Regions from separate parts of the Homo sapiens genome. Here region 2 is linked to region 1. A link is an interaction called in ENCODE POLR2A ChIA-PET data of the cell type or tissue named here. Cell type or tissue: OCI-LY7. All regions are shown on one strand. Each heading gives the region's core, and the rest is flanking DNA. Links, peaks and the distances in the headings are about the cores only. Region 1 has its middle 81 kb from the start of RNF38. Region 2 overlaps MELK (maternal embryonic leucine zipper kinase).

Region 1 (10,914 bases), core at 1,105-9,104:
AGGGAGGCCTGCCCGCTTTTGTGGAGGCGCCCGTAAGGTGTCTTTTTTCAGTAAATGGCCCGAATTTCGTTCATGCCGAAACCAGAAATGCATACATGGCCTTGGTAAAGACGTTTACGGCACAGAAGGCCATGTGAGTTTTTTCCAGGTGGTTTGGACCTACCACACTTGGAGAACTCCCCGAGAAAGAACAGCTATCCCAGGCTTGAAGGGGGAAGGAAGCTGGGAGGATTGGGACCGAGTCACCCGCCTGCCTGGCATGTAATACATGGGATTTCCGTTTTTATTTGGGGTGGATGATGAGGTGGGTTGTTTTGACTGCGGATGTCCCTTGGAAGGGGAAAGGACTTGCAGTTCTAGAGGGAAGGGAGAGAGCAACGTGTTACAGGCAGGGACGAGGGTCCCGTGGAGCTAGAAAATAGAATGGGGAAAAAGGAGAGGGTATTCAGTCATTGTGGGGGAAGGGAGATGAAAGGGTTGCTGAAGGGCGGGGGACGGTGTCTAGTCTGGAGAAAAAGATTGGGATGTTTCAAAGAAGGTGCCAAACGTGATGAGTTTGAAAGGAGTCTGTTGGAGGTGGATGGTAGCTTACAAGGTTGAGTGTGAATTGGTCTGCAGTCACTTATTTTCTTTTAGTAAGGACAGCTATACTTTTATAGAAACGTTCTAGCTTGAGCACCCCCTCCCCCTCATTCTCGCTCTTGTTCTAAGGATGCAGACCCACAGGGCCTGGAGTATTGTCTTGGAAGTAAGGCTTGACAAAAGAGGGAAGGGAAAGACTAATTAACAAATGCATTAATTAAGGCCCTTTGTCCAAGATGATTCCTTGTTTAAGTCAGCTGTTTTCTTGCTGCCCTCTTGCACCTTAGCTTTCCTGCTGTGGTGGCTGTTGGCAGGGTGCTTTGGGAAGGACTGCCCCAATTCAGACAAGATGGGTTAGATTTTCCTAAAAAACTCTAAGACACACATATTTGGCAAATGTATACTTAAAAGCAAGAAAATGTACTTGTGAGAGACTTACAATCAGGGAAATGCAAATTGAAACAACACTGAGATGACATTTCACACCGATCAGGTTGGCAAAAATGTAGTGCTGTGATAAACCGAGGATTATTAAGGTTGTGGATAGATAAGCTTGTATATAGTGTAGTGGAAATGTAAATGGATCCAACCACCTTAGAGAGTAGTGGTATTTGGTGTTTAGTGTGAAGGTGGGCAGACATATTCATTTACCTAAAATGTCCATTTCTGGGTGTGTGTGTGTATATATACCCTAAGAGATCCTTGTACACTTGTTCAAGAAAATAAGTATGAAAAAAATACAAGAATGCTCATTCCAGCTTAAATGTCCACCAACAGAAGACTACATATATTTTTATTTATTATTTATTTGTTTGTTCGTTTGTTTTGAGACGGAGTCTCTCTGTCACCCAGGCTGGAGTGCAGTGGCGTGATCTCGCCTCACTGCAAGCTCCGCCTCCCTGGTTCACACCATTCTCCTGCCTCAGCCTCCCGAGTAGCTGGGACCACAGGCGCCCGCCACCATGCCCGGCTAATTTTTTTTTGTATTTTTAGTAGAGACGGGGTTTCATCGTGTTAGCCAGGATGGTCTCGATCTCCTGACCTCGTGATCTGCCCGCCTCTGCCTCCCAAAGTGCTGGGATTACAGGCGTGAGCCACCGCGCCCGGCCAATACATACATTTTTAGATAGACCCATACAGTTGAATATTACAGCTGTGAAAAATAAACTAGCCTCACTCATTAAAATAGGTGAATCTCAAAAACCATATGGAACAGGGAAGCAAGTCAGAAGAATTCTTACAGAATCGTTTCACGTGTGTAAAATCTGAAAACATGAAAAATAATATTGTTTGTGGCTATGCCCATATGTGGTGATAGTATTAAATTATGCATATTAAGTGTAATGATTGTCTTTGGGAAGAGAAGATGAGGAATGGGATTACACAAGGGTACCCAAAAGGGCTTTATTTATACCTTTAATGTCCTATTACTTAAAAAAAATCTGAATCAGGTAATCGTAAATTAAGATTTGGTAATGTTGGGTGTAGGGTATAGAGATATTTAGTATACTCTAAATATTTTTCAGATGTTTGAAATATTTCTCACACAAAAATTTTGTTTATAGAACACAGTTTTTGTTTCATAATAATGGACCTCTCCTACAGGCTCCAGCCTAGCGCAGCCTGTTAGACATGCAGGCTGGTGATCCTTTTTCGCCCCTTTCTGACCTGCTAAACCTAGTTTTGCAGTGGATGACTTTTATTTTGGAACTGCTGATAGTTGCGGTAGATTTCTCATTATTTCTAAACTTTCTATTGGACCTGTGTCAGCAGTTTGAGCTTTGTTGAAATAGATGTGCTCCAGGACATTCTGATATATCAGGTGTAGGGAGGGACCCAGACATCTGATTCTGAGAAAACTCCCCAGTAGATTGGGATGCCCACTAAAGTTTGAGAACCACTATCTTGGGTTTGCCCCAGCCTAGTCCTCATCTTTTCCTTAGGCTGCCCCTCTGTTCCCACTCCTGGATGACTGGGATGGAATTTTGACCCACGTGATACTTTACCTCTTTTGTGGAGCATAAAAGAATGATAGGGTTGGATGCCATACCCCTCTTAATCTAGGTTGTCCATTCCTCTGATTTTCATGGAGTTAGCTAAGGGGCCCACTACCTACCAGGGTTGTTTATCAGGTTTTACAGATTTTAACACATGTGTCAACTGTATGTGGTTTCAAAGTAAGGGCAAAAAGGGTCTAGCAGAGAAGGAAAATTTGGAGAAAGTAAAACCCCCAAAGGTAAACATGTCATTATGTCTTAAGAGAAAGATGATCCATCCCTCTGCAGATGCTAGTGATTGTTTTAGCTTGTGACCAACATTTGAGGTTCAGCCGTCTGAACCTATGGTCAGAGATTAAGGTCTTTAGGAGACAACTGATTATCCCTCAAGATGGAAGAGTGTCCTTTCTCCAAAATTTGCTAGTTTTCCTTCTCTACTAGACCTTTCTTCCTTAGTCCTGATGTGTTTATGAATGAATTTATGTTAACAAATCTGAGGCTTTCTGATAGTGAAATTTGTGAAGTGCCTGTTTGTCTTTGTTAAGGTTCCTCTATCTGGAAACCCACTTTGGAGGTGCAGCATTGCCCAGGTACGCTTTTCTTTTTTTTTGAGACAGAGTTTCGCTCTTGTTGCCCAGGCTGGAGTGCAGTGGCGCAATCTCGGCTCACTGCAGCCTCCACCTCCCAGGTTCAAGCGATTCTCCTGCCTCAGCCTCTCGAGTAGCTGGGATTACAGGTGCCTGCCACCATGCCCGGATAATTTTCATATTTTTAGTAGAGACGGGGTTTCACCATGTTGGCCAGGCTGGTCTCAAACTCCTGACCTCTGTGATCAGCCTGCCTCGGCCTTCCAAAGTGTTGGGATTACACGCGTGAACAGCCGTGCCTGGCCGGTACACTTCTTAACGGTGCTGCTGTGTAGGACCATAGAGATTGCACCCAGCAAAAGGATACCTGTTTCAGGTGGCAAGTGAGGGTGGAAATCTATTCTGTACTCCACTTACCAAGATGAGTACCTGGTGTGGAACTGTGTGCACTCAGAGAAGGGGCACCTTTTCTAATCCACGCAAAGGTGATCTGTGATCTAGCACTGCTCTGCAGCTTTGGAACTGTCAGTCCAGCTGTAACTAACAGTTTCATCCATATGCATTGTGGGCTTTACCATGAGGTCTGGGTTAGTGCTTGCCCTAGGGGCTTCAAGAGTTCTCCATGTGAACTTTTCATGGGAAGGGGCTTTTCATCACCATGCTCAGCTGAACCAAAGAGCACAGCTTAAAATAGTAAACTTTGTTATGAGGCTGGAGAAATATGTACAGAATAAGCTATTTAGAAAATACCACTGTCAGCCTGGCGCAGTGGCTCACGCTTATAATCCCAGCACTTTGGGAGGCCGAGGTGGGTGGATCACCTGAGGTCAGGAGTTCAAGACCAGCCTGGCCAACATGGTGAAACCCCGTCTCTACTAACAATAGAAAAATTAGCTGGGCATGGTGGCGCATGCCTGTAATCCCAGCTACTTTGGAGGCTGAGGCAGGAGAATCGCTTGAACCCGGGAGGTGGAGGTTGCAGTGAGCTGAGATCACGCCACTGCACTCCAGCCTGGGCAACAGAGTGAGACTCTGTCTCAAAAAAAAAAAAAAAAAGGTCTGGGCACAGTGGCTCACACCTGTAATCCCAGCACTTTGGGAGGCCGAGGTGGGCGGATCACCTGAGGTCAGGAGTTCGAGACCAGCCTGGCCAACGTGGAGAAAGCCTGTTTCTACTAAAAATACAAAATTAGCCAGGCGTGGTGGCACATGCCTATAATCCCAGCTACTTGGGAGGCTGAGGCAGGAGAATCGCTTGAACCCAGGAGGCAGAGGTTGCTGTAAGCTGAGATTGCACCATTGCACTCCAGCCTGGGCAACAAGAGCGAAACTTCGTCTCAAAAAAAAAAAAAAAAAAAAAAGACAAAAGTATCTGGTAAATGGAGGAGAGAAAGTATAGTACCTATGTGCCACATTTGCGCTTGTCTTCTTACAGTGCTCACTTGAAGGGGTAAATGCAGTTATTTTTCTCTTCCTATTTCCCCCTGCACTAGCATTCCTGAAGACCTGAGGCTTTTTAGCTAATTTTGAAAATATTTACCCATTTGTATTTTCCATTAAGTGGTTGTTTACGCTTCCTGCTGTTTCATTTTTTCTTGGAGAGAGAGGAGGGGGGAGTACAAACCAAGGACAAGACCGGACTTCCTACTGCTTTTGGAAATAATGGCAGAGTTTTTCAGGACAGTTGTCGTGGATGAATGCTGTTCTGGGGGCTCAAGGGAAAGATACATTTGAAGTGGTTTCTGTTGTCTTTTTTATTATTATTTTTAAACATGATTGAGGGTGGTGGGATAGGAAGTTTCAATTTGCTTATGCTGCTGTCTTGGAGTAATTTTTTGAAAGAAATTATATGTTAAAAAACTAAAGATGTTTAACAAAAGTGGTCTTTTGCCCACAGAAGGGAAATAAACAATTCTTACCTGCAGGCCTTACCCAGACTGGTTTCAGTTTTTTTCCTGTTCTACTTAAATGGATATTAGCGCTGTTCTTGGGACTGCTGAGAACAGTTAACTGCAGTGATGTTGGACAGGTGGAAGAGTAGAATGATGGGAGTATATTGGGGTTTATCAATAGTTACGCTATCAAAAGCTATCACTAGCTGGTGTGGTGGCTCATGCCTGTAATCCCAGCACTTTGGGAGGTCGAGGCGGGTGGATCACCTGAGCTCAGGAGTTTGAGACCAGCCTGACCAACATGGTGAAACCCTGCCTCTACTAAAAATACAAAAATTAGCTGGGCGTGGTGGCACGCACGTGTAATCTCAGCTACTTGAGAGGCTGAAGCAGGAGAATCGCTTGAACCCAGGAGGCGGAGGTTGCAATGAGCCGAGATTGCACCATTGCACTCCAGCCTGGGTGACAGAGCAAGACTCTGTCTCAAAAAAAAAAAAAAAAGAAAGAGAAGAAAAAAAGCTATCACTGCATTTTCTGCTTTTGTGGTAAAATATGTATAGAAATAAGAGAGTGAGATATTGTGAGTTTTGGTGTATATACTGATCCTTTGACTTTGTTGAGAAATGTAGGGAAGTAGTAGTAAGAGGACCAAATATATACATGGAAGGGGCCGGGCGTGGCGGCTCACCCCTGTAATCCCAGCACTTTGGGAGGCCAAGGCGGGTGGATAACTTGAGCTCGAGTTTGAGACCAGCCTGGGCAACATGGTGAAACCCTGTCTTTACTAAAAATACAAAAATTAGCTGGGTGTGGTGGCACTTGCCTGTAATTTCAGCTGCTTGAGAGGCTGAGGCACGAGAATCGCTTGAGCCTGGGAGGCGGAGATTGCAGTGAGTTGAGATGGTGCCACTGCCCTCCAGCCTGGGGAACAGAGTGAGACCCTGTCTCAAAAAAAAAAAAAAAAAAAAAGAAAAAGAAAAAAACTGTATACATAGAATAGCAAGCAGTTAGGTAGTAGGACAATTTGTAGTGCTTTTGGGATGTTCTTGGAGTTGAAAAGTTGGCTGTCCATTCTGCTTCTGCACCTTGGATTTTAGTGGCTGCAGATGCTGCATGCTGACCTTCTGTTGAAATTTGTTTTATTGTCAGAGAACTAAAAAGTGAGCAGTTTCTCAGACTAAACAGAAGTAGAGTAGGCAGAAAGTAAAACAGGTATTCATTTAATAATCACATTTACAGGGCCAGTCGCAGTGGCTCACGTCTGTAATCTCAGCACTTTGGGAGGCTGAGGTAGGTGGATCACTTGAGCTCAAGAGTTTGAGACCAGCCTGAGCAACATGGTGAAACTCTGTCTCTACTAAAAATACAAAACTTAGCTGGGTGTGGTGGTGTGAACCTGTAGGCCCAGCTACTCGGGAGGCTGAGACAGGAGAATCACTTGAACCTGGGAGGTGTAGCTTGCAGTAAGCCGAAATCACGCCACTGCACTCCAGCCTGGGCGACAGAGTGAGACTCCATCTCAAAAAAATAAAAAAATAAAAATTCACATTTACAGATAGAGAAAAGTTGGAACTCATACTTAAAGAGACAGGGTCTTGCTATGTTGCCCATGGTGGTCTTGAACTCCTGAGCTCAAGTAATCCTCCTGCCTTGACTTCCCTAAGTGCTAGGATTACTACAGGAATGAGCCACTATGCCCGGCTGGGACTCATAATTAATAAAAAGTATTTTTCATTTGGCTTTTGTGCTATCTTATTAAAACTTTTTTTTTTATAGATTTGTCTTCCTATGTAGATTTTTATTGCCACCTCAATACATCTTTGAGCATCTACTGAGTGCCAGTAATGCCAATACCAACCACTGGTTAATTAGGATGATAGCTTTTGTTGTCAAAACTTCCTCACTTAAGGTCTTGAGAATCGCATAGAGGGGTGCAATTCAAGACAGTTATTGCTTGCTTTTCTCCCAAATTTCTTGCTTCCTTCTGCTCCCTGGTCTTCTGGGCATGGTGATTGTGCCCATCTGCCAAGATAAGCCCTGCTTCTCTCCACCCCCACATGGGAGGAGATGCAGAAGCTCAACAGAACCCTGGCTGGTCATTACAAGTAAATTCCCACAAACGATATTGAACTAGAACTGAGGGCCACCATAGTGGCTCCAGTTCCTCTTCCTCTGTTGCTACCACCCACTCTTTTCTGTGGAGCCTGGAGGGCACCCTCCCTCCACCATTATACAAAGAAGCTTTGTGCTCTGAGGATGTTCTAAAGGCGGGATTGCTGTAATTATAATTCCCTAGGCACAACCAAGTAGTGGGGGCAGGCGGGGTAAAGATGGTATCCAAGTACTTGTTGGTAGGGAGAAGTCAGGCAGGGATTAAAAATCATCTGGAGACAGTACCAAAAGTGGATAATGGAGCGTTGTTGTTAATAGTGACAGGAACGTGTTTAAGTGAATACATTTCAGAGTTTTAAATTATAATACTTGCAGCTTTAAAAAAGGACAAGACTGAGCTTGGAACCTTTCTCTTTAAGTCTGAAATTGTAACTTAAAAGTACTTTAGAGGAAAATATATAGAAATCTGGGTCTACTTTGCCTTATGTTTGTGTTACCAGAATGATTGATTGCCCACAAAAGCCGAATACATAACTTGCTTACTCTCCCAGGGATGCGCCCACTAATCTTTTTTTTTTTTTTTTTTTTGAGACAGCGTTTCACTCTTGTTGCCCAGGCTGGAGTGCAGTGGCGCCATCTCGGCTCACCGCAACCTCCGCCTTCTGGGTTCAAGCCATTCTCCTGCCTTAGCCTCCCGAGTAGCTGGAATTACAGGCATGAGCCACCACGCCTGGCTAATTTTGTATTTTTAGTAGCGACGGGGTTTCTTCATGTTGGTCAGGCTGGTCTCGAACTCCTGACCTCAGATGATCTACCCTCCTCGGCCTCCCAGAGTGCTGGGATTACAAGTATGAGCCACCGTGCCCGGCCAATCTTTTTTTTTTTTTTTTTAAATACTTACATTTTTGCGAAGTGATTTCTCCCTATTGCTACCAGAAAAAAAATCAGTTTATCTGGGGATGTATGCTTAATAAACGCTCTCTTTTTTTTTTTTTTTTTTTTGAGACGGAGTCTCGCTCTCTCCCCCAGGCTGGAGTGCAGTGGCGTGATCTCGGCTCACTGCAAGCTCCGCCTCCCAGGTTCACGCCATTCTCCTGCCTCAGCCTCCCGAGTAGCTGGGACTACAGATGCCCGCTACCACGCCCGGGTAATTTTTTGTATTTTTAGTAGAGATGGGGTTTCACCATGTTAGCCAGAATGGTCTCAGCCTCCCAAAGTGCTGGGATTACAGGCGTGAGCTACCACGCCTGGTAATAAACACTTATATCAACCATTCTACGTCATGATGTGCTTCTAAGAAGTCTTGTTGGCAATCTTTTAGTGAAAATTTTCTTCTTAATATGTTAATTATTACTGTATTACTTGGTATCTCAAACTGCTGTTTTCTGTTTGTTTGTTTTTTGTTTTTTGAGACAAGGTCTTGCTTTGTTGCCCACTCTGGAGTGCAGTGGCAGTGGTAATCATAGCTCACTGCAGCTTCCATCTCCCAGGCTCAAGCAGTCCTTCCACCTCAGCCTCCTGAGTAGCTGGGACAATGAGTGTGACAACTACGCTATCCTTTTTTCTTTCTTTTTTTTTTTTTTTGAGACAGAGTCTCCCTCTGTCGCCCAGGCTGGAGTGCGGTGGTGCGATCTCAGCTCACTGCAAGCTCCACCTCCCAGGTTCACGCCATTCTCCTGCCTCAGCCTCCCTGTAGCTGGGACTACAGGCGCCCCCCACCACGCCCGGCTAATTTTTTGTATTTTTTAGTAGGGATGGGGGTTTCACCATGTTAGCCAGGTTGGTCTCGATCTCCTGACCTCGTGATCCGCCTGCCTCAGCCTCCCAAAGTGTTGGGATTACAGGTGTGAGCCACAGTACCCGGCCAACTACACTAACCTTTTAAACTTTTTTGTGACATGGAGGTTTCACAATGTTGCCTAGGCTGGTCTCGAACTCCTGGGCTCAAGTGATCCTCCCACCTTGGCCTCCTAAAGTGCTGGGATTATAGGCATGAGTGACCATGCCCAGCCTGTTTTGTTGTTGTATTTTGTAAGAAATGCACCAAAGAGTTGATTGCAAGGTAATCTTTTTTTTTTTTTTTCCAGACGAGTCTTGCTCTGTCACCCAGGCTGGAGTGCAGTGGTGTGATCTTGGCTCACTGCAACCTCTGCCTCCCAGGTTCAAGCAGTTCTCTGCCTCAGCCTCCCGAGTGGCTGGAATTACAGGCGCCCACCACCACGCCCGGCTAATTTTTTTGTATTTTTAGTAGAGATGGGGTTTCACCATCTTGACCAGGCTGGTCTTGAACTCCTGACCTTGTGATCCACCTGCCTCAGCCCCCCAAAGTGCTGGGATTACAGGCGTGATCCATCGCGCCTGGCCAATAATCTTTAGACTTTAAGACTGTAAACTTCAGGAGTCCATTCTCAGGATAAGGGTGGCCCTTTTTGTTGCTGTAATTAGCATTTACGTCTATGGTGTACAGGTAGATAGTGTGTACTCCATGGAAACCTATGGCTACTGTAAGCTGTCCTTTCCTCTAATTACTTGGAGTCAAGTTAGGAGTTAGACCTTTATTCTTACCCGCCAGCATAATTTTGTCCTGGATTAGGAAACAGCTATAATCCCAGGACTTTGGGAGGCCAGAGTGGGTGGATCACCTGAGGTCAGGAGTTCGAGACCAGCCTGGCCAACATGGTGAAATCCGGTTTCTACTAAAAATACAAAAAAAAGTTAGCCGGGCATGGTGGTGGGCGCCTGTAATCCCAGCTACTTGGGAGGCTGAGGCAGGAGAATCACTGGAACCCAGGAGGCGGAGGTTGCAGTGAGCCAAGACCATGCCATCGCGCTCCAGCCTGGGCAACAAGAGCTAAACTCCATCTCAAAAAAAAAAAAAAAAAAAAAGATTGCCCGATAGTCCATTAAAAAGATATTGCCCAAATAATCCTTTGAAAAGGCTGTACCAATTTGACAGCTACATTTTATGAGACTTTAATAAAATACACAAGGTTTGGCTGGGTGGGGTGGCTCATGCCTATAATCCTAGCACTTTGGGAGGCTGAGGCGGGCGGATCACCTGAGGTCAGTTCAAGACCAGCTTGGCCAAGGGGAAACCCCGTCTCTACTAAAATACAAAAATTAGCCAGGCATGATGGCGGGTGCCTGTAATCCTAGTTATGGGGGAGACGGGAGACTCATTTGAACCCGGGAGACCATGGTTGCAGTGAGTCGAGATCACGCCACTGCACTCTAGCCTGGGTGGCTGAGCGAGACTCAGTCTCAAAAACAAAACAAAAACCTGTTTTAGTTAAGTATGTTGATTAGCAATGACTTATTTTAGCTTAATTGTAAACTATTATCTAGGTTATTTGCCTCATTTATAATTTATATTTCTTTCTTTTTTTTTTTTTTTTTGGAAACAGAGTCCCGCTCTGTCACCCAGGCTGGAGTACAGTGGCATTATCTCGGCCTACTGCAACTTCCACCTCCTGGGTTCAAGCAATTGTCCTGCTTCAGCCTCCAGAGTAGCTGGGACTACAGCCACCATGCCTAGCTAATTTTTGTATTTTTAGTAGAGATGGGCTTTCCCCATATTGGCCAGGTTGGTCTCGAACTCCTGACCGTGTGATCCGCCTGCCTCGGCCTCCCAAAGTGCTGGGATTACAGGCGTGAGCCACCGCACCCGGCTAGTTTATATTTCTTTAGGGAATTAACCCCTGTCTCTATTTTACTGCTCTCTGTTGGCCACTAAAAAATAATGAT
Region 2 (10,914 bases), core at 1,149-9,148, 180 kb before region 1:
AATGAAATAAAATGTCTAACATAAGGCTATTCTAAGTTCCAGATATACATAGTATGGACAATGCAAAAGCAGCAATTCCCTCTACTTCTTTTCCCAAAGGAAAAGAAATCAATACATCAAAAACATACCTGCACTTGTATATTTATCTCAGTACTTATTCACAATAGCAAAGATACAAAATCAACCCAAGTGTCCATCAACAGATGACTGCATAAAGGAAATGTGAGATAGATAGACAGACAGACACACAGATAGAATACTATTCAACCATAAAAAAGAATGAAATCCTATCTTTTGCAACAAGGTGGATGGAAGTGGAGGTTACCTTAAGTGAAACAAGCCAGACACAGAATGACAAATATTGCATGTTCTCACTCATAAGTGGGTGCTAAAAAAGGGTGTACACGTGGATGTAGAGAGTGGAATGATAGAAAATGTAGACTTGGAAGGGTGAGGAGATGGAAGGGGGTTGGTGATGAGAAATTACTTAAGGGGTGCGATGTACATTATTCAGCTGACACCTTAAAACCTCTCACTTGACCACTATGCATCTAAGAAAATTGTACTTGTACTCTATAAATTTATATAAATATTGTTTTAAAGAAAAGCAGGCTGGGTGCGCTGGCTCACACCTGTAATCCCAGCACTTTGGGAGGCCAAGTCATGTGATCACCTGAGGTCAGGAGTACAAGACCAGCCTGGCCAACATGGTGAAACTCTGTCTCTACTAATAATACAAAAATTAGCTGGGCATGGGGACAGGCACCTGTAATCCCAGCTACTCGGGAGGCTGAGGTAGGAAAATCGCTTGAACCTGGGAAGCAGAGGTTGCAGTAAGCTGAGATCGTGCCATTGCACTCCAGCCTGGGCAAGAAGAGAGAAACTCTGTCTCAAAAAGAAAAAAAAAAAGAAACAAGGAAAAGGAGAAAAAGAAAAAGCAGTATATTATTCAAGAAATTTTCAAAAATTGATTAAAAATACAAATCCCCATACATAGAAAGCATGATGAATCATGAACTGGATACATAAAAGAAATCCACATCTCTATTTACCAGATTATACAACTCCAGAGGACACTATCCACAGAGACACCACACAGATGGTGTGTTCCCTGGAGGTGTGCAACGCAGTAGCCCTAACAGTGAAACTGCAGAACACCAAAAGCAAAGAGAAGGTCCTAAAAGGAGCCAGAGAGAAAAGACAGACTAAAAAGGCACTAGACTGAGGTTGGTTTTTCAATAGCAACAATAGAAGCAAGAAGAAAGTGGAATAATATCTTCAATAACATCCTGTGAATCCATAAATATTTCAAAATAAAAAGTTAAAAACATTCAAGAGCTAATACACTGGACACATCAATAGCATGGAATCCAGGAGGGGTAATCAGAGATTAAGTGTTCTAAGGCCTTCATATTGTTTAGAAGGAAATTAAACATACAGATTCACAGCAGGGTGCAGGGGCTCACGCCTGTAATTCTAGCACTTTGGGAGGCCGAGGCAGGTGGATCACCTGAGGTCAGGAGTTCGAGACCAGCCTGGCCAACATGGTGAAACCCTGTCTCTACTAAAAATACAAAAATTAGCCAGACATGGTGGCGGGTGCCTGTAAACCCGGCTACTTGGGAGGCTGAGGCAGGAGAATCACTTGAACCCAGGAGGAAGAGGTTGCAGTGAGCCTGAGATCACGCCATTGCACTCAAGCCTGGGCAACAGAGCAAGATTCCATCTTAAAAAAAAAAAAAAAAAGATACAGATTCACTTTATATTTCGTTAAATTAAATGTTAAAAATTTAGAGTAAATATTAAAAGAATAGAAATCAAATAGAAACCAATAAAATGTGGGGGGAAATTAACATAAAAAATCAAGAAATAAGGGGGAAATACAGAAAAAGACACATAGGAAACATAAAAAAAGAAAGATATATAATAACTAAATCCATAATAAAAATAAGTTGGGTAAGCGCTCAATTCAAAAGACAAGATTTTCAGTTTGCATACCAAATCTAGCTATGTTTTTTTCTTTGTTTGTTTTGTTTTTTTTTTTTTTTTTTTTGAGACGGAGTCTCGCTCTGTCACCTAGGCTGGAGTGCAGTGGTGCAATCTCGGCTCACTGCAAGCTCCGCCTCCCGGGTTCATGCCATTCTCCTGCCTCAGCCTCCCAAGTAACTGGGACTAGAGGTGCCCGCCACCATGCCCAGCTAATTTTTTGTATTTTTTAGTAGAGATGGAGTTTCATTGTGTTAGCCAGGATGGTCTCAATCTCCTGACCTCATGATCCACCCACCTTGGCCTCCCAAAGTGCTGGGATTACAGGCGTGAGCCACCGCGCCCGGCCTAGCTATGTTATTTTTAAAGAGACATACCTAAATATAAGGTATGAAAGGTTTCATTGTTTTATTTGTTTCATTGTTTTATTTATTAAGGAAATCTTACTTTCTTTAATTTTATAATAGTTCTTTTATCAGGTTGACCAGTTTCCTCCCATCTTCTTATTCTTTAGGAATGATTTAGTTATTCTTGCCCCTTTGTATTTCCACATACATTTTAGAATCATTTTGACTTATTTTACATCCACTGAAAAGTTGAGATTACATTAAATTTAAAATTCATTTTGGGAAAAACTGAAATCTATACCTTCAAATCTCCCTATCCATAAACAAAGTATACCTCTTTTGTTTCAGAACTCTGTGTATTAGCCAAAGATCGCAGCATTTATTCATAGAAAACAGCTAAGTAGAAACAGTGAGTTTGAGGTGTTTGAATTTGCCCTACCTATCCCCATTCTTCTCTCTCCAGCTCTATGATAGTCTTAGAAACCCACAGCCCACAATCACGATGAAGACCAGCAACCTAGGAGCCGCTGGAGGGGGCAGAACAGGTTGGAGCTCCTTCAAAGCTTCATGCTCAGAAAACTGTCATTATTTAGCCTGGCCAGTAGTTCCCTAGAAGACCCTACTATGAAAGCTGTCTTTTTTTATTCTTTGTTTGTTTTTTATTTGAGACGGAGTTTTGCTCTTGTTGCCCAGGCTGGAGTGTAATGGCGTGAACTCAGCTCACTGCAAACTCCACCTCCCGGGTTCAAGCAATTCTCCTGCCTCAGCCTTCCGAGTAGCTGGGATTACAGGCATGTGCCACCACAGGCAGCTAATTTTGTATTTTTAGTAGAGACGGGGTTTCTCCATGTTGGTCAGGTAGGTCTTGAACTCCCGACCTCAGGTGATCCACCCGCCTCAGCCCCCCAAAGTGCTGGGATTACAGGCGTGAGCCACTGCACCCAGCCTGAAAGCTGTCTTTATTTGACCTTACTCAGAGCCTGCCCAGTATGAACAGCCTTTTCCCCAGCAGCATCTGTTAAAAAGATTTAGAGGTGCCAGGCGCAGTGGCTCACGCCTGTAATCCCAGCACTTTGGGAGGCCAACGCGGGTGGATCTCTTGAGTCCAGGAGTTTGAGACCAGCCTGGGCAAAATATTGAGACCCTGTCTCTACAAAATAATTTTGTAAAAATTAGCTGGGCATGGTGGTGCATGCCTATAGTCCCCGATACTCGGGAGGCTGAGGCAAGAAAATTGCTTAAGCCCAGGAGGTCGAGGCTGCAGTGAGCCATGATCACACCACTGGACTCCAGCCTGGTTGACGGAATGAGATCCTATCTCAAAAACAAAAAAAAATTTACAGGCAATTGTTGCACATTGTGGCTGCCGAAGCAGTAAGTAATAGCTGGTGACCACAATAAACTAACAAAAATGCTGAAAAAAAAGTTAGAGAATAAGATGTCCACAGTGAATTGGAAAAGCTCCAAAATATACCAGGGTATCTACAAGCCCAATGTACATGTATAGGATGTGCTCATACCCAGGGCTGTGCATTTGCTCAGGAAAGACTTTAGAAGGGGCTGGGCATGGTGGCTCACGCCTGTAATCCCAGCACTTTGGGAGGCTGAGGCAGGTGGATCACTTGAGGTCAGCAGTTCGAGACCAGCCTGACCAACATGGTGAAACCTCGTCTCTACTAAAAATACAAAATTAGCCAGGTGTGGTGGCGCATGCCTGTAATCCCAGCTCCATGGGAGGCTGAGGCAGGAGAATTGCTTGAACCCAGGAGGCGAAAATCGCAGTGAACTGAGATCGTGCCATTGCACTCCAGCCTGGGCAACAAGAGCAAAACTCCATCTCAAAAAAATAAAAATAAAAAACAAAAAACACTTTAGAAGGATCTAAGATCTCACCTCAAGCTGACCTTGAGGTTTTATACAAATAGGAAATGAAATCTAATGCAGAGTTGTCAGCTGCCTGGCTGAAAGTTGCAGGCATACCCCAGATGTACACAGAGCCGGCACAAAGACTGAGAGACGAATTGATTCCAGGCATCTAAGGAAACCTCGCCAAGCATTAGCTGATCACTATGCTAATTGAGCAGAGAAAAGGTATAGTAAAAATATGATATTATAATCTCATGGACCACCATCATAAATGCAGCCCAACACTGACCTAAATGACTTAACGACTTTACAGAATTAGTTCAGAAAAGTCACTAACCAACAACAACAAACAGCAATAATATCAAATCCTGAGGAGGGGATAAATCTGATTACCAGAGCTGCCACATTATATTATTTAAAATGTCTAGTTTTCAACAATTACAAGACATATACATGCAAAGAAATAAAAAAGTATGGCCGGGCACGGTGGCTCATGCCTGTAATCCCAGCACTTTGGGAGGCTAAGGCAGGCAGATCACCTGAGGTCAGGAGTTTAACACCAGCCTGGCCAATATGGTGAAACCCCATCTTTACAAAAACACAAAAAAAAGGCCAGGTGCAGTGGCTCAAGCCTGTAATCCCAGCACTTTGGGAGGCCGAGGCGGGCGGATCACAAGGTCAGGAGATCGAGACCATCCTAGCTAACATGGTGAAACCCCATCTCTACTAAAAATACAAAAAATTAGCCAGGCGTGGTGGCGGGCACCTGTAGTCCCAGCTATTCGGGAAGCTGAGGCAGGAGAATGGCATGAACCCAGGAGGCGGAGCTTGCAGTGAGCCAAGATAGCGCCACTGCAGTCCAGCCTGGGTGACAGAGCGAGACTCTGTCTCAAAAAAAAAAAAAAAATAGAAAAAAAAAAAATTAGCCAGGCATGATGGCGGGTGCCTGTAATCCCAGCTACTCAGGAGGCTGAGGCAGGAGAATTGCTTGAACCCGGGAGGCAGAGGTTGCAGTGAGCAGAGATCCCAACAATGCGCTCCAGCCTGGGCGATACAGCGGAGCCTCTGTCTCAAACAAAAAACAAACAAACAAACAAAAAGGATGGCCCATATACACGAGAAAAACAAAAACAGTCAATGGAAATTGTCCTTGAAGAAGTCCAGACGTAGGCCTTACCAAGCAAAGACTGAAAATCAGTTTTTAAATATGTTCAAAGAACAAAAGGAAACATCTGAAGAACCAAGGGAAAGTGTAAGAGCAATGTCACAATAAATAGAGAGTATAAATAAAGATAAAATTATTTAAAAGAACAAAACAAATTCTGGAGTTCAAGAGTACAATAACCATAACAAAAAATTCACTAGAGGGATTAAACAGAACTTTCAGTAAGCAGAAGAAAGAATCTGAAACTTTGAAACAGGTTAACTGAAATTAGTCTGAGAAACAGAATGAAAATAGATAAAGAAAAATGAACAGGGCCTCAGTGTACTGTAGGGCACCATCAAGTGTGCCAATATACATGGAAGGGGAGTACCAGAAGATAAAATAAAGAGAGTGGGGCAAATAAAATATTGAAAACTTCCCAAATTTGATAAAAAACATTAATCTATACTTAATCTTCATTAATCTAAAAAGCTCAACAAACTTAAAGTCACAATAAAAAGATTATCAAAAGGAAAGAAAAACAGATCAATTGCCACCGAGAGTTGGGAGGGGAAGTTAGCCACAAGGGGAATGAGGGAATTTTGAGGAGTAACGGAACTGTTTTATATCTTAATTTTGGTGGTGGTTATACAACTGTATGCATTTGTCAAAACACATAGAATTGCACACTAAAAAAGGTGACTTTACCTATTTAACTACATGTAAAGTATACCTCATTATACCTCATTTTAAACAAAAAAGAAGGCCGGGCACAGTGGCTCACGCCTGTAATCCCAGCACTTTGGAAGGCTGAGGTGGGTGGATCACCTGAGGTCAGGAGTTCGAGACCAGCTGCCAACATGGTGAAACCCTGTCTCTACTAAAAATACAAAAATTAGCCAGGAGAGGCAGCAGGCACCTGTAATCCCAGCTACTCAGGAGGCATGAGAATCACTTGAACCTGGGAGGCAGAGGTTGCAGTGAGCCGAGATCGTGCCACTGCACTCCAGCCTGGCCAACAGAGCAAGACTCAGTCTCAAAAAATAATAATAATAAACAGGAAATAAAGGAGCAGTAAAGAGCTCTAAAATAGAATCTTGGCTTTCTTCAACTTGGATATAATTGACTTCCCTTTCATTCGTATTCCAGTTATCGCTCATAAACATTTTCAGTGGCTTAAGCATTCATTAAATTTGCAAGCACACCTTGGTTTCACATTAGTCTGGTTGTTTTTATAATTGAAACAATAGATTCTGCCTTAAATAGTAATAAGAATGACGAACCTGTGATGTTCGGGGAGTAGCAGCACCTGTTGATAAATCATCTTCACACCAATCATAGTCTATTAATCCCGCCACATAATTTTTATCACTTGCGGTCACATCTTCCAGACTCCAATTATTTGACTACTCAATGAAAGACAGAAGAACTTAAAGATGACAGTACTATGATTCAATATTTAAAATACAGTCACGCGTCACTTAACGACAGAGACACATTCTGAGAAATGTATTAGGCAATTTTATCACTGTGTGAACATCATAAAATGTACTTACACAAACTGAGACGTCAGAGCCTACTACACACCTAGGCCACACCTAGGCTGTACGTTATAGCCTGTTGCTCCTACACTACAAACCTGTGTAGCACGTTACTGTACTGAATACAGTAGGTGGCTCTAACACAACAATAAGTATTTATGTATCTAAACAAATCTAAACAGAAAAAGGCCGTCCCCATGGTGGCTCATGCCTGTAATCCCAGCACTTTGGAAGGCTGACACAGGTGGATCACTTAAGCTCAGGCGTTGGAGCCAGTCTGGGCAACACGGTGAAACCCCATCTCTACAAAAAATAGAAATTAGCCAGGCATGTGCCTGTAGGCCCAGGTACTTGGGAGGCTTAGGTGGGAGGATCACTTGAGTCCACCAGGTGGAGGTTACAACAAGCAGAAATTGTGCCACTGCACTCCAGCCTGGGTAATACAGCGAGACTCTGTCTAAAAAAAAAAGAAAGAAAAAAAAAGAAAAGGTAGAGTAAAAACATGGTATTATAATTTTATGGGACCACCATCATAAATGCAGTCCAACGTTGTCTTTATGCAGCACAAAACTGTATTCCAGGCATAGGGCAAGGCCCTGGAAACAAAAATGAATAGGAGACACTATATTGAAGGAGCTGACCATCCAGTACAGAAAAAGGAAGTCAGAAAATTTCAGTTCAAATTATCAGAAAGGAAAACCTCCGACTCTCAAATAATATGTCTTGCAACATTCTTATGTTATATAGCATACTACTTTTCATTATCACATAATCACTATAATACCAGACAACTCTACTGCAAATTTACAAATAAAAAGATCTGACAAAGTAGAAGATGGAGGGGAAACAACTTCGAAATATAGGTTTCTTCTTTGTAAGAATATACAGGGTAGTGAATAATTTCTACCAGGAAGAAAATTAGCCTTATGAAGGATCTCCTAGGGATAGGACATTTGGGGTCTTGCGCTAACAACGCCACCAAAATAACTTCTGTTCTTTCATTCTTCCTCCTCTATAAACTAAGGGTATACTAATTATACCCTGAATTCAAGACTGTGGGTGTACTTGGAGTTTTTATTTCTCCTTCCTTCCTTTTCCCTCGATATATTGTTAATCTAGCCAAGCAATTTTACTTGAATTTCTTATATCTCATCCTTTTTTTCCCAAAGTCTCACTGCCACTATCCTAGATCAAGGACAAATCTTCTCATACCTAGACTATTCAAACAGACAATATTGTCTCTACCACTAATCTTTCCACTGTCTCAACCAAGGATGACAGAGTTCTCCAGGATTACCAATTACTGTCATTTGGAACTGGATGCATGGAGAGCTAGGCTGAGAAAAATCCTAAAGCTAAGTCTAGGCTTGGTGGGGAGAAGTACAGTGCTGTACGAATGACGGCTGTCATGGGTACTCCAGTAGGGACTAATAGCACACATATCACCCCTGACTAAACAATCGTATACACCACTGGATTAATTTTTCAAAATCATGTTCATTTCTCTCTCTCTTGCTCACAAATCAATGGCTCCTCATTAACTATTGAACAAAGTCTAAAATTCTGATGTGCATTTTCAGGTTCTCTACTATCTGGCTCTTGTCCACCCTTCCAGCTCACTTGCGTTCTCTCTCTCTCTCTCTCTCTCTCTCCCCCTACTTGAACTCTTCTTTTTTAACACAAGTCCAGCCACTGTCAACAGAATACATCAAGCAAAATTAGGTGCCCCTGCTTTTGCTGATTCCATTTATCTTGCCCTGAATGTTGTGCCACTTCTTTTCCATCTTTCTAACCTTGACTGTTGGTCCAGTTTGGATCCCATGGTGATCATTCCTGTCCTCTAAAGCTCCCCAGGACACCTCTGGCCACTTCTCTGGCCCCCATCATCTACTATGATGCAGTATTATCTATGTATATATATGTCTTGACTCTTAGAGAACAAGTATTATACTTTACACAGATATGTTTCCCAGCAGCCCAGCATGGGGCCTGAAAATGCTAATGACACTGATGATGATGACGTGGTTATTTGTGATTCTTGGATCAGTCTGTACTGCTGTTTCACTGAAAGGGCCACCTATTGATTGATTGATCGATCATGATTACTTACTTTCTTATAAACAACACCCCAGAGAAAAGGGATAATTCTATCAAGGGGAAGAACAGTACAACCAGACTATGTGACTTGCTTCGTGTCTCAATAATTTGCATAAAGATTAGAAGCGAACCCAAAATTTGATTTCTATTTCACTTCTTGTTACTAAAATGTCTCTTGATCTGCCATAAAATTGATTCAATAATATGACTTTGCAAATAATTAAATTATTAGTTAAATGTTCATTAGGGAGTAGATGGAAGATAAGAGTAAATATATTTCCAGGTCTTTTCCACTTACAACTCATATAAGCAGATCAATTGAGACCAGGCCAATTCAGATATAAGAAAATCCAGGCCGGGTGTGGTGGTTCACGCTTGTGTTCCCAGCACTTTGGGAGGCTGAGGCAGGTGGATCATCTGAGGTCTGGAGTTCGAGACCAGCCTGACCAACATGGTGAAATCCCATCTCTACTAAAAATACAAAAATTAGATAGGTGTGGTGGCACACACCTGTAATCCCAGCTACTCGGGACAATGAGGCAGGAGAATCACTTGAACCCAGGAGGCGGAGGTTGCAGCGAGCCAAGACCACACTACTGCACTCCAGCCTGGGCAACAAAGCAAGACTCTGTCTCAAAAAAAAAAAAAAAAAAAAAAAAGACAATCCAATGTCTCAGGAAAATGTCTCAGGCCCCTTAACTGAGGTGTCGTAAATTTTAAAATTTAGTGAAAGTGATTTTTCTAAGCATAGAGGTATACGTATCTAATAGCTTTCTCCAATTACCTTGAGCAGATGCAAAATTCAGGGTTTTGCATTTTCCTGGACCCAGATGTGTTACTTGCACCTGAAAGTTTAAAGGGTTTGGCAGTGTGGGTGGGATGAGGGATTGGCTGATTCAAGGAGCCCATGTGCAAAAGAGCTGCCTAGGCACAGAATATTTACCAGCCATTAAAACTCTCCAACAACAGACTAGAAAACCATGCAGGATATCTCCCTTCAGAGATTTCTTTACACAACAGCCAGTGCACTGACCAACTAGGGAGGGAAAAAGAGGGGCAGGTTAGTTCTGGCAGTGACATAAGACCCACTATACCTGTAGCACATGACTGATGAGTACCAAAAGGAGATCTAAATGAGATAGATATTAAAGGAATTTGAGGGAGGGGGAATTCAACAAAAGATCATAAAAGAGGTGGCATTTTAACATTTTTTGTTTTTTTTTTACAGTTTTGAGGCCTATAAAGGGGAAAAAAACCAAACTTTCATCCACACAGTCAATTGTGTTATCTTGGATTTCATAAACAGGGCCAACCAACTACCTTTCTCTGAGGATGAGGTACAATTTCCTAGTGCTAAGATTATTTACATTGCAACCTGAATTAATCTGAGGGAAGATGACATTACAAAGTTCCATACCCATCTGGCAAAGTATTTGGATAGCTGAATTTTAAGCCATGGGAAATACAAAGAATCACACAAAACAAGGACTAACACAAGCATTTAGGAATGACATGGTGCCTCTATGTATGTAAGCTTCTTCACCATTTTAAATGTCCATGACAGGCCAGGTGCAGTCACTCATGCCAATAATCCCAGCACTTTGGGAGGCAAAGGAGGGAGGACTGCTTGAGCCCAGGTGTTCAAGACCAGCCTGGGCAACATAGCTGGACTCCATTTCTATAGAAAATTAAAAATTAGCCAGGTGTGGTGGCACACACCTGTAATCCCAGCTACTAGGGAGGCTGAGGCAGGAGGATTGCTTGAGCCTGGAAGGTTAAGGCTGCAGTGAGCCATGATCACACCACTGTACTCCAGCCAGGACAACAAAGCAAGACTTTGTTTCAAAAAATAAAACAAAAAAATTTTTTAAAGTCCATGACAAAACTGAGACAAAGACAGTGAAGTAGAGAAAAATAATTTGGTTATAACAAA

Evidence for each region. Peaks named below come from ENCODE experiments on the same cell type or tissue, not always from the same donor. Only the 100,000 strongest peaks of a DNase experiment are listed, where the experiment ranks them.
Region 2: POLR2A ChIA-PET joins it to region 1 with 11 read pairs; 2 of 35 experiments call an interaction of 5 or more read pairs at or near these places.

The regions. Positions count from the first base shown.
Region 1 is chr9:36,475,662-36,486,575 of GRCh38, reverse strand. It overlaps a transcript of RNF38 not described here. Among named protein-coding and RNA genes, the nearest start is that of RNF38, 81 kb to the right of the region's middle. RefSeq lists a silencer at 3,829-4,008. In OCI-LY7, for the core only: no CTCF peak of the experiment used is centred there; no DNase peak of the experiment used is centred there.
Region 2 is chr9:36,653,076-36,663,989 of GRCh38, reverse strand. MELK (maternal embryonic leucine zipper kinase) reads right to left here. Exons shown (of 18, transcript NM_014791.4): 13 at 6,627-6,749. Among named protein-coding and RNA genes, the nearest start is that of MELK, 86 kb to the right of the region's middle. In OCI-LY7, for the core only: no CTCF peak of the experiment used is centred there; a DNase peak (open chromatin) is centred at 4,299.